2 separate regions of the Homo sapiens genome follow, and region 1 is linked to region 2. A link is a loop called in an ENCODE intact Hi-C map of the cell type or tissue named here. Cell type or tissue: MCF 10A. All regions are shown on one strand. Each heading gives the region's core, and the rest is flanking DNA. Links, peaks and the distances in the headings are about the cores only.

What was found. A loop is a pair of places that touch in the nucleus more often than their neighbours do. Peaks named below come from ENCODE experiments on the same cell type or tissue, not always from the same donor. Only the 100,000 strongest peaks of a DNase experiment are listed, where the experiment ranks them.
Region 1: it touches region 2 in a loop (11-fold over the local background); 1 of 110 quality-filtered maps calls a loop at or near these places.

What each region holds. Positions count from the first base shown.
Region 1 is chr2:108,394,089-108,399,474 of GRCh38, forward strand. No RefSeq gene overlaps it. Among named protein-coding and RNA genes, the nearest start is that of SULT1C4, 19 kb to the left of the region's middle. In MCF 10A, for the core only: a CTCF peak has its summit at 2,968 (motif pointing right); a DNase peak (open chromatin) is centred at 2,963.
Region 2 is chr2:108,490,394-108,495,779 of GRCh38, forward strand. GCC2 (GRIP and coiled-coil domain containing 2) reads left to right here. Exons shown (of 23, transcript NM_181453.4): 19 at 2,180-2,397; 20 at 4,898-5,092. Among named protein-coding and RNA genes, the nearest start is that of GCC2-AS1, 41 kb to the right of the region's middle. In MCF 10A, for the core only: no CTCF peak of the experiment used is centred there; a DNase peak (open chromatin) is centred at 2,198.

The DNA.
Region 1 (5,386 bases), core at 83-5,082, 96 kb before region 2:
CACCTCTTCCACAATAGTCCCTGGGCCTTGAGGAATTGAATAGTTTTAATTTCTGGCCCCGTGTTTCAGGAATGCAGTTTATTTTGATTGGCATCTTCAACTGGACTTGTAGATGGGATTTAATTGCTGTCAAGGTTTAAAATTTAGCAGGACTTGGTGTTCTTTTAGACCCAGGAGTCAAAGCCCTGTAACTCAATGTCACAAGTACATTAAAGGCACATACAGAAAGATACATGGATGTAATAACCTTAATTTTTTTTAATTTAATCTCAGTTTTTTCCTAAGCAAACCAAAACTTGATAATAATGGCATAGGAATTGTTTCAATAAACAATAAAATCTGTTAGGCCAGTTACCAAAAGGCAAAAGTAAAGACCTTCTGCACTGCACAGAAATTTTTGTTTTGTTTTGTTTTGTTTACGAGACAGAGTTTCGTTCTTGTTGCCCAGGCTGGAGTGCAATGGCACGATCTCGGCTCACCACAACCTCCACCTCCCAGGTTCAAGCAATTCTCCTGCCTCAGCCTCCCGAGGAGCTGGGATTACAGGCATGCGCCACCACGCCCAGCTAATCTTGTATTTTTAGTAGAGATGGGGTTTCTCCATGTTGGTCAGGCTGGTCTTGAACTCCTGTTCTCAGGTGATCCACCTGCCTCAGCCTCCCAAAGTCCTGGGATTAGAGGTGTGAGCCACCATGACTGGCCCATAACCTTTAAATAAGCTTTGAATTAGACAAAATTGTTCGCCTTTTTTAGAATGACACTTTTTTAGAAAGAATTTTTTCCTACAATATATTTCTATTGGAAAATATTCAAATAATGAAATATCTATTATTTAATTTAATATAACTTTAGATTCCAAATTATGACATTTGTCTACAAGTATTTATTCCATCACATTCACCTAATTATCTTTTTTTTTTTTTTTTTTGAGACAGAGTCTCGCTCTGTCATCCAGGCTGGAGCGCAGTGGCGTGATCTCGGTTCACTGCAACCTCTGCCTCCCAGGTTCAAGTGATTCTCCTGCCTCAGCCTCCTGAGTAGCTGGGATTACAGGCACGTGCCACCACACCCAGCTAATTTTTTGTATTTTTAGTAGAGACAGGGTTTCACCATGTTTTCCAGGATGGTCTCGATCTCGTGACCTCGTGATCCGCCTGCCTCGGCCTCCCAAAGTTCTGGTATTACAGACGGGAGCCACCGTGTCTAGCCTAATTATCTTATTTTAATCATTTACCTAGACTATGAAAACTGCGATAGTCATCATTTAAAGATATGAAACTCACCATTGCAAAATTATAACTGAAACAGTGAAAAACATGTGACCTAGCCAACTCCATCTTGCTTCTAACCTCCAAGTGTCCTTGTTCATTCCTAGACATGGGCCAAACTAACTTTGGGAGGAATTTAGTTTCTACTTTAGTTTTTAAACAAGATGATAACAGTCCTTTCCCAAAACAAACCTTACTGCCTATGGACTAAACTGCCTAAAGCCACACGATTAGAAGTTATAGTAATTTAACTGAATAATTCAAGATATAGCTATTTTCCTTAAACCAGTATCAATGTCTTATTTATTAAAAATTACACAAGCAAAGATCATTCTGTTTTGGGCTGGGTTTATAGTTTTCTAACCCTTATGACAAATTTTGACATCTTATAGTATTTGGCAGGGATAAGTATAAAATTGCTTGATCAATAAATGCAAACAAAAATATATGCTGGCAGTTCTTAAGACATTTCTAATATTACTTTACCAATAATTTTAAAGCCAACTTATTTATTAAAGTTATATAACCTTGAAAAAGCTTTTGACTAGTATTTTCTTTTTTCCTGATAAAGTATTTGATTCAAGTGCTTTTTTAAGTCAATTAGAGCTCTTATATATATGTATATATATGTAGTAAAACATTGTGTACACAACACATAAATACATAGATGTATTAGGCATGACAATAGAAGTACATCTTATAGATTCATAAGAACCTTTTTTCTTATCTTAGACTTTCAAATTCTCAATAATCTGTTTGCTACCATAGGCAGTTGTCAGCTAAATAGCCCTAAATCTGCATATTGAAGGAAAACAACTTGTAGATAAAAACTCAGATAGCAAAATTTACATCTTAAAGTACTGAGAGAAAAAGTCTAATGGTGCTAGAGAGAAATTAAAGATGGATACCAAATCAAACATAAAATTATAGAAATCTATCATAAGATTGTATGAGGAGACCAATTTTATTTAGCTAGGAACTTCCTCTCTTTTTTTTTTTTTTTTTTTTTTTGAGAGGGAGTCTCGATCCATCACCCAGGCTGGAGTGCAGTGGTGCAGTCTTGGCTCACTGCTAGCTCCGCCTCCTGGGATCATGCCATTCTCCTGCCTCAGCCTTCCGAGTAGCTGGAACTACTGGCGCCCGCCACCACGTCCAGCTAATTTTTTGTATTTTTTAGTAGGGACAGGATTTCACGGTGTTAGCCAGGATGGTCTCAATTTCCTGACCTCATGATCTACCCGCCTAGGCCTTCCAAAGTGCTGGGATTACAGGCGTGAGCCACCGCACCCTGCCGGAACTACCTCTCTTTTAACTGGATCTCTGAGCTCTGGGCAGAGCCCATACTGAATCCTGGGTCTCCAAAAATGGAGAATTATTATGAAGCTAGACCATGTGATGCTTTTACAGTGCACTTAAAAAAATTTTTTTTAAACAAAGGCATTTCTAACTGTCTAAACTACACTCTTCCTTAAAAACCCAAGAGTAGCCTCTGTTGCAATAACTATTTTAGTCAATAAATCAGGTAACACAACACAAAAGGAAGCAATTTAAGAGCTGAGATGAATTTGTCTGCTTACACTCTCAGGGTTCCATAAGGAAAAACAGGTCTCTCCCCAAAGGGAGTCTGGCACCTTCTCCATCTTCTTTAAGAAACCCTAGGCTATTATAAACTATTTTAAGTCCCTCATGCAGCAGAGGGCGCAAGAGAAAGGAGAGACAGCACCAGTAAATTTAGAAAACAGAATTCAGTCAACTGAAAAGAAGAAAACTTTCGCTCAAGAAAAGAACGAGGTCCTGGGAGAAAAAAAAAAAACAACACTTGAAGGCCTTTTAAATACAAACACACACACATGCATGCACATACACACACAACTTGGATGTTATCTTTTAATTAAACTGACTTTTAACCACTGAACTCCTTTTAAAAAATCCTTTTAAGGCCAGGCGCAATGGCTCATGCCTGTAATCCCAGCACTTTGGGAGGCTGAGGTGGGCAGATTACCTGAGGTCAGGAATTCATGACCAGCCTGGCCAACATGGTGAAACCCCGTCTCTACTAAAAATACAAAAAATTAGCCGGACGTGGTGGCATGTACCTGTAATTGCAGCTACTCAGGAGGCTGAGGCAGGAGAATTGCTTGAACCCAGGAGACAGAGGTTGTAGTGAGCCAACATCACGCCATTGCACTCCAGCTTGGGCTAGAAGCGCAAAACTCTGTCTCGAAAAAAAAAAATCCTTTTAAATCTCATTACCATATTTCAGCTAGAACAAATTGCTGCTATTTCAGAAGTACCAAATATCAAACCAGAAAGGGCTTAATTTAGGAAACAAAACCAGGCTGTCATAGTAGGAAAAAAGAAGGCAGAACCCTTAGCTATGGGACTGCACTGTGGGGTGACAGCCATTGCTATTTCAGTTTGGCCCGCCTAGATAAAAGGTGACCTTGTTATGTAAATAAAGCCCCTTAAATAGTCAAAATAAAAAAATCTTTCCCTCCCCTCCTCCCCACCACCACCACCTTTTGCTGGTCATTTTTCTCCCAACACCACACCACCTCTTTTTGTGTGTGGAAATTTAGCCACTTCAGAGGCCTTGTTCCCCATAATTTGGAACTTGCCTTCAGACATGATCAAGTCAGATAGAGTTGATCTAACCCAAATGGGAAAAAGAGCAAAACAACAACAAAAACAGAAACAAACTAATAACAATAAAAACAACATCATCTGTTTTAAGCAAAACAAATGATGGCAAAACTTGTACGATTACTGAGCACTCTAGTGGTAAGGAGAAATTAAGACCAGCTGGTTATTAATCTTAACTTTGACCAAGACAAACCCTAATTCAGTTACTTATGAAGGGATGGGTCTCAGGCTGAAGACTACTCTCTACCATCCTAGAAACTGGAAAAATCTCGAATTCATCTTCCCTACTGGAAGTGAGCTCAAACTCCATAAATGAGTTACCTGCCTTCCATCACCATGAAAGCAATAAAAACTTGCCTTCCTTGTGTAAAACTCCAAAAACAAAACAAAACAAAACAAAACAAAAAACAGAAGTTGTACAGCAAAATAAACTTTAGATCTTGACCAAATTTGGGGAGATCAGGGATTCTCCGGAGGGGGTACTTCTAGGCCTCAGTAAATTGTCTTATTGGTTTGAGCCACAAAGATAGCTCAAGCAGATACCAAGCACTGATAGGAGATTTGTCAAAGGTCTGGGGCACCTCCACTCAGAATCCCTTAATGGTTACCAAAACGTGAACCCTGAAAATCTGAGATAGGTCTCAGTTAACTTAGACAGATTATTTTGCCAAGATTGAGGACACATGCCTATGACACAGCCTCCAGAGGTCCTGATGGCATGTACCCAAGGTGGTCTGAGCACAGTTTGGTTTTATACATTTTAGGGAGACATGACACATCAGTCAACATATGTAAGATGAACAATGATTTTGTCTGGAAAAGGCAGGACAACTTGAAGCAAAGGCAAGACAACTTGAAGTTAGGAGGGGGATTCCAGGTCACAGTGATACAGACTGTAGGCAGGGAAATGCTAGGTAGAAAAGTGCAGGGTCCCTGGTGAGGGCTCCACCCTCAAGCCTGGAACTGCTTTCTAAAGTGAGAACATGCACTCCTGTTTTTCCACCCAAATGTTGCCTTTTCCAAACCCACCCTGGCCCACCCTGCCCCCCATTCTGTATCCATTAAAACCCCAGACTCTATTGGCAAAGGATCAGAGCAGTGTGGCAGAGAAGGAGAGAAGCAGCAGCTTGACATTGGTGAGAAGCAACTTGACTTCAGAGTTATGGCTCAACAGCGAAACCTCGGAGAAGAGTTCGGCCGGCCAGGGCTGGCCGAACTCCAGGGTAAGACCACCTTCCCAATCCATCCCCTTGCTACCTCCCCATCCCACTGAAAGCCACTTTCATCAGCAGTGAAATCCTCCACATTTGTTATCTTCAATTTGTTCGTGCAACCTGATTCCTCCTGGTCACTAGACAAAGACCCAGGTATGGGTTCAAGAAGCTGTCACACTGACCCTCCACTGAGTTATCTAATAGTTAAGCCATTCATGGATGGCAAAGCTAAAACAGCACACTGTAACACATGCCCTCTGA
Region 2 (5,386 bases), core at 182-5,181:
CTTTGCAATTCTGTCTTCAATTTGTCATATTTTGTTCACTGTAATACTTTAAATAGACATTAGAAGTATTGGCAAAATAAATAGATTATTGTGAACAAGAAGTTTTCAACTCCTGTGATAAAGAAATTGGGTAGTAGGAGTATTAGGCTGAGGAAAAGAATTCTTCATTGAGCATCTTTTATCAAGGGTGTTGATAATTTTATCACAGATTTGCTTATATAATATATACCTAATCTTATGCTAATCTGAAAAATGAAAGCAGGTTTAGCTTTTTGTGGCTTCTGTCTGTTAACAGTGTAATTTGCATGTTAATCATGTAAACCAAAAGTTTCAGGGAAGATGTACCAGTTTTCTAACTGCCTATCACCAGGGTTTACCATGAGATTATCTTATATATAGTGATGTTTGCTTGATATTCTCCAACACTTATTCTTTTGGAAAGTTATTGCAAATTACATTGCTAACACAAATAAAGTACTGTTGATTCCTCTAAAGTAATTCAGTCTTTCAGTAAGTGTTTTTTGAGCACCTACTATGTGCCAGTCACTTTTCATAGCATTTTGAGGTATCTTTAGGAGTCTTTCCTCTTCTTCAGAAATATTAAAAACTAATGGTATTGTTACTGTCTGCCCAAGTATGAAGAAATAGCCTTCTCTTTATGTAGTCTCCACTTTTAAAAAATGTTTTAATATTCATACTTTATCTATAGCAGATTGTGAAAATGGTTCCAGAGGAATGTGATAATTAGGCTAATTAATATCTGTATTACGCAGAGACTACAGTTAATATAAACACCTCTGTAACAACTGAGACAGAACAGTGAACTTCCATCAGCACAATCATTCTGATTCCAGATGGGGGGTTTAAGCGTTTAGCTTTCAAATTGGTAAATTCATAAATGTCAGTGATACTGCCTGAGAATAGACACTTTACCCACCTCTAATTTTTATCCTGCTTAGACTATTTTTGTAACCTCCGATGGTTCTTCCTTTGCTTTCTGGGTAGATATTGTTTGAAAAAAATGCTTGCAGAGAAATTTGTATACACTAGTATTTTCTAGATTCATTAATCAGTATGAACTTAGTAATTAAGATTTCTTTTCTGAAACATGGTATTTTATTGCATTTCTCCTTTCAGCCACTAAACCCTGTTTGAAACCTTGTATGGTGCGCATGTGTGTAGCAGGTAGAAAAAATATCTTGGAAAAGTACAGACTAAACTGTTAACAACGTTTATCTACCTGTGGAATTGGGATTTTATCCTGCCAGGCATGAGAGTAATTAATAAGGGGCTTTTACTTTTTTCTCTGACGGCTTTTGTATTTTTTAAATTTTTATGAGAGAATTCTGTGGATCCCCTGTATAAAAGGAAATTTATTTATTTATTTATTTATTTTTTTTACCAAAGCCAAACATATAAAACATGAAAACTACAGGTAAACCATTAAAAGTGATGGTTCCCAAATTGTAGGCCCACTGGTTAGTTTCAGGCTGAGTACATAAAAATCACATTGAAAACTACTAAAAGTAGGAAATTCCTGGAACCACTACTGAGATCCTGATTCAGTGGGTGTAACATGAAAATTAGAGGTCTCTATTTTCAACAAGGTATTCCAGTGATTCTCATGTGCAGTGAGATTTGAAACAGCTATAGTAAACCAAGTCTGTGTTTGTTGTGGTTTATGTTAATCAACTCAAAAATGGATACTTTCCTCTAAAGTTTTCTGAGTAAATCAGAAGAGTGTGGGGTTTTTTTTTTTTTTAATGTTTTCAGGGTAGTAGATAAAAGGGAGATTAATCTTACATTCATGTGAGTTACCACATATGATGATGTGAAGAAGTGGACTAATTAAAAGTATAATTATTTTATGCTTTAAATATAATCCTATTTTCTGATGAACCATGAAAGAAGTTCCTAGTCTGGACAACACAACACAGTTTCTTAACTGGGGTTCTTCATCTGAAATGTGTAACACAGATTATTTGAACTAGATGACAGCCAGTGTCAGTTCTCATCAAGTTATTTCACAATGAGTACAGTGCAGGTATGTAGGAGAGAAGTTGATTCATACATTCAGTAGAGGTCTTAGAGCTAATTCTCTTGCAGAACCCAGTTGAGAAAGGCTAAGTCAGCATATAAAGTTGAAAGATCTTCTGTAACTAAGTTTCTCATCTTTCAGATTGTGTTCAATACAGTCAGAGAACATGATGATGAAATCTGAACATACACAGACTGTGAGTCAGCTAACATCCCAGAACGAGGTCCTTCGAAATAGCTTCCGAGATCAAGTGCGACATTTGCAGGAAGAACACAGAAAGACAGTGGAGACATTACAGCAGCAGCTCTCCAAGATGGAAGCACAGCTCTTCCAGCTTAAGAATGAACCGACCACAAGAAGTATGTATGTACACATGGAAATATTAGTTGTTCATGTTTTCATGCATTTGTCTCTTAAATACATTCTTCACAAATTCATAAGAAAGAAAATTTACTAGGTGTCACCAGTGTCAAATCTGTGATTAATGAATTTTGGATTTGCTTACTAGAAAGATAATTGAACCATCTGAATCCTTCCCTCTTCATTATACTTACAGAAGTCTGTATAACCTCTGAGAATGCTGACTTTGATGTATTCCTTACCCTCAATGGAAAGGAGTATTTCTTTTTCTCTGACTTAAACATCCTCTGTCAGTCTCGTGACATGTCTTTTTTTTGAGACGGAGTCTCGCTGTGTCGCCCAGGCTGGAGTGCAGTGGCGCGATCTCGGCTCACTGCAAGCTCCACCTCCCGAGTTCAGGCCATTTTCCTGCCTCAGCCTTCCGAGCAGCTGGGACTACAGGTGCCTGCCACCAGGCCGGCTAATTTTTTGTATTTTTAGTAGAGACGCAGTTTCACCGTGTTAGCCAGGATAGTCTCGATCTCCTGACCTCGTGATCCACCCGCCTCGGCCTCCCAAAATGCTGGGATTACAGGCATGAGCCACTGCGCCTGGCCGACACATGTCTTAATTCTAGTATTCACCAGATTTCTTTCATGTTCTCCGTTGTTAGACATCAAATTTGTCTACTTTTTAAATAGAAACATTAGATAGAGCAAGGAACTTAGAAACACTCAAGCGGCACTGAATGTGTTAGAACTGCATAACCAATATAGCTTCTTTGCTTTCACATTTACAATTAGTTGGAGTTTTAGTTCAGCCACACCCAGTATCTTCCATTCTGCTTCCAGGAAGACATGGAAAAATGTCAGCCATGATGATGCAGTATTTTAGTAGCAAGTTGATGGTGTTTTGGTTTCCCATGGGAAATATTGTCACTGGAGCATTAGCCGCTATCGGTCACTTATTAGGGTAAAAAAGCAACTTCAGAAGAATTTAACATATGCCAAAGAATCAACAAAGGAAGTAATCAGCCAGGGCAAAGGTCGCACAAGAGATTGTAATCTAGCAATCAGCAGTGGAATAAGCAGTCAGCTTACCAGAAACCCAGGAAAAAGCTTCAAAAAGGGCAGTCAGGACTAAGGCAACTTAATGAAATGCAAAATAAATGAAATCTGAAGTTTAAAAATCTAGATTACAATTCTGGTTTCTAACTCAGTTATGAGACCTTGGGCAAAGTCATTAAATTTCTCTGAACTTCAGATTTTTGGGAGTCAATAAACCAATACATGTCAAAGGGCCTGGTAAACTTTACAGTTTAGACCAGGCGTGGTGTCTCACCCCTGCAATCTCAGCACTTTGGGAGCCAAGGCAGGTGGATCACATGAGGCCAGGAGTTTGAGACCAGTCTGAACAACATGGTGAAATCCCATCTCTATTAAAAGTACAAAAATTATCTGGGTGGGATAGCATGCACCTGGAAGTCCCAGCTACTTGTGGGGCTGAGGTGGGAGGATGGCCTGAGCCTGGGAGGCAGAGGTTGCTGTGAGCCAAGATCGTGCCACTACACTCCAACCTGTGTGACAGAGTGAGACCCTGTCTCAGAAAAAAAAAAAACACTATACAGTTTATCAGCAAACAGGAAAGTCTTGCTAGACAATGTAATTGATTAGTTCCGTGCCCTGGATTCTGGGCTCTTACTGTATGAGCACTGTAGGTGTGAGCAGCAACAATTAAGAAGCTGCAGAGGTAAAGGTATAAGGGCAGTGATTGAGGATGTCTGCCAAGCAGATTTCAACAAGTGTGTTTCAAGAAGTATGCAGCAATCTGAAATACCTAATCCTGAAAAATTGCTAGAATCTAGTCTTTTAATTTTGGCCAGTATTTAGCAGTAGTTTGGCCCTCTACTCTAAATTAATAAAAAATAAGTAGTACTATATTATGAGCTGTGTTATCTAACAGTTTATCTTAGCTAGTAGCAATTAATTTATAGCTTCTATTAAAATGAGTAACGTATTTAAAAGTTTGATTACTAAGTTTTTGTTTGTTTGTTTTGTTTTTGAGCTGGAGTCTCACTCTGTCGCCAGGCTGGAGTGCAGTGGTGTGATCTTGGCTCACTGCAACCTCCGCCTCCTGGTTTCCAGCAATTCTCTGCCTCAGCCTCCCCAGCAGCTGGGATTACAGGCACCTGCCACCGTGCCTGGCTGATTTTTGTATTTTTAGTAGAGATAGGGTTTCACCATCTTGGCCAGGCTGGTCTTGAACTTGCTGACCTCGTGATCCACCCACCTTAGCCTCCCAAACTGCTAGGATTACAGATTTGAGCCACCACGCCCAGCTTTGATGACTAAATTTTAAGAAATGCTTTAGCAATTCTTCATACACCTTTCACTTATCTTATAGTTACTTAATTCCTCTACTCTTATCATTTGATATTTTCATTTTATTGTGTATCTCTGTAAGGCCAAATCAATAGATTTTGAACAATCTCACACTTAACCTTTTAAAAAAATCTAATAGGCCCAGTTTCCTCTCAACAATCTTTGAAGAACCTTCGAGAAAGGAGAAACACAGACCTCCCGCTTCTAGACATGCACACTGTAACCCGGGAAGAGGGAGAAGGCATGGAGACAACTGATACGGAGTCTGTGTCTTCCGCCAGCACATACACACAGTCTTTAGAGCAGCTGCTTAACTCTCCCGAAACTAAACTTGGTATGTTACTCTGTCTAAATATGTTTTTCTTATTTAATTTCACTGTCTTATTTAATTACTATTACTCTAAGTTACATATGCTTTTTTGGGCTGCTCCAATAAAATTTCTTTCAATATTCCACTACCTGTTTGTATTAGGGTTCTCTAGAGGGACAGAACTAATTGGATGGTTGGATGGATGGATGGGATGGATGGATGGATGCTTATTAAGTATTACCTTACACGATCACTAGGCCATCTGCAGGCTGAGGAGCAGTGAGAGCCAGTCCAAGTTCCAAAACTGAAGAACTAGGA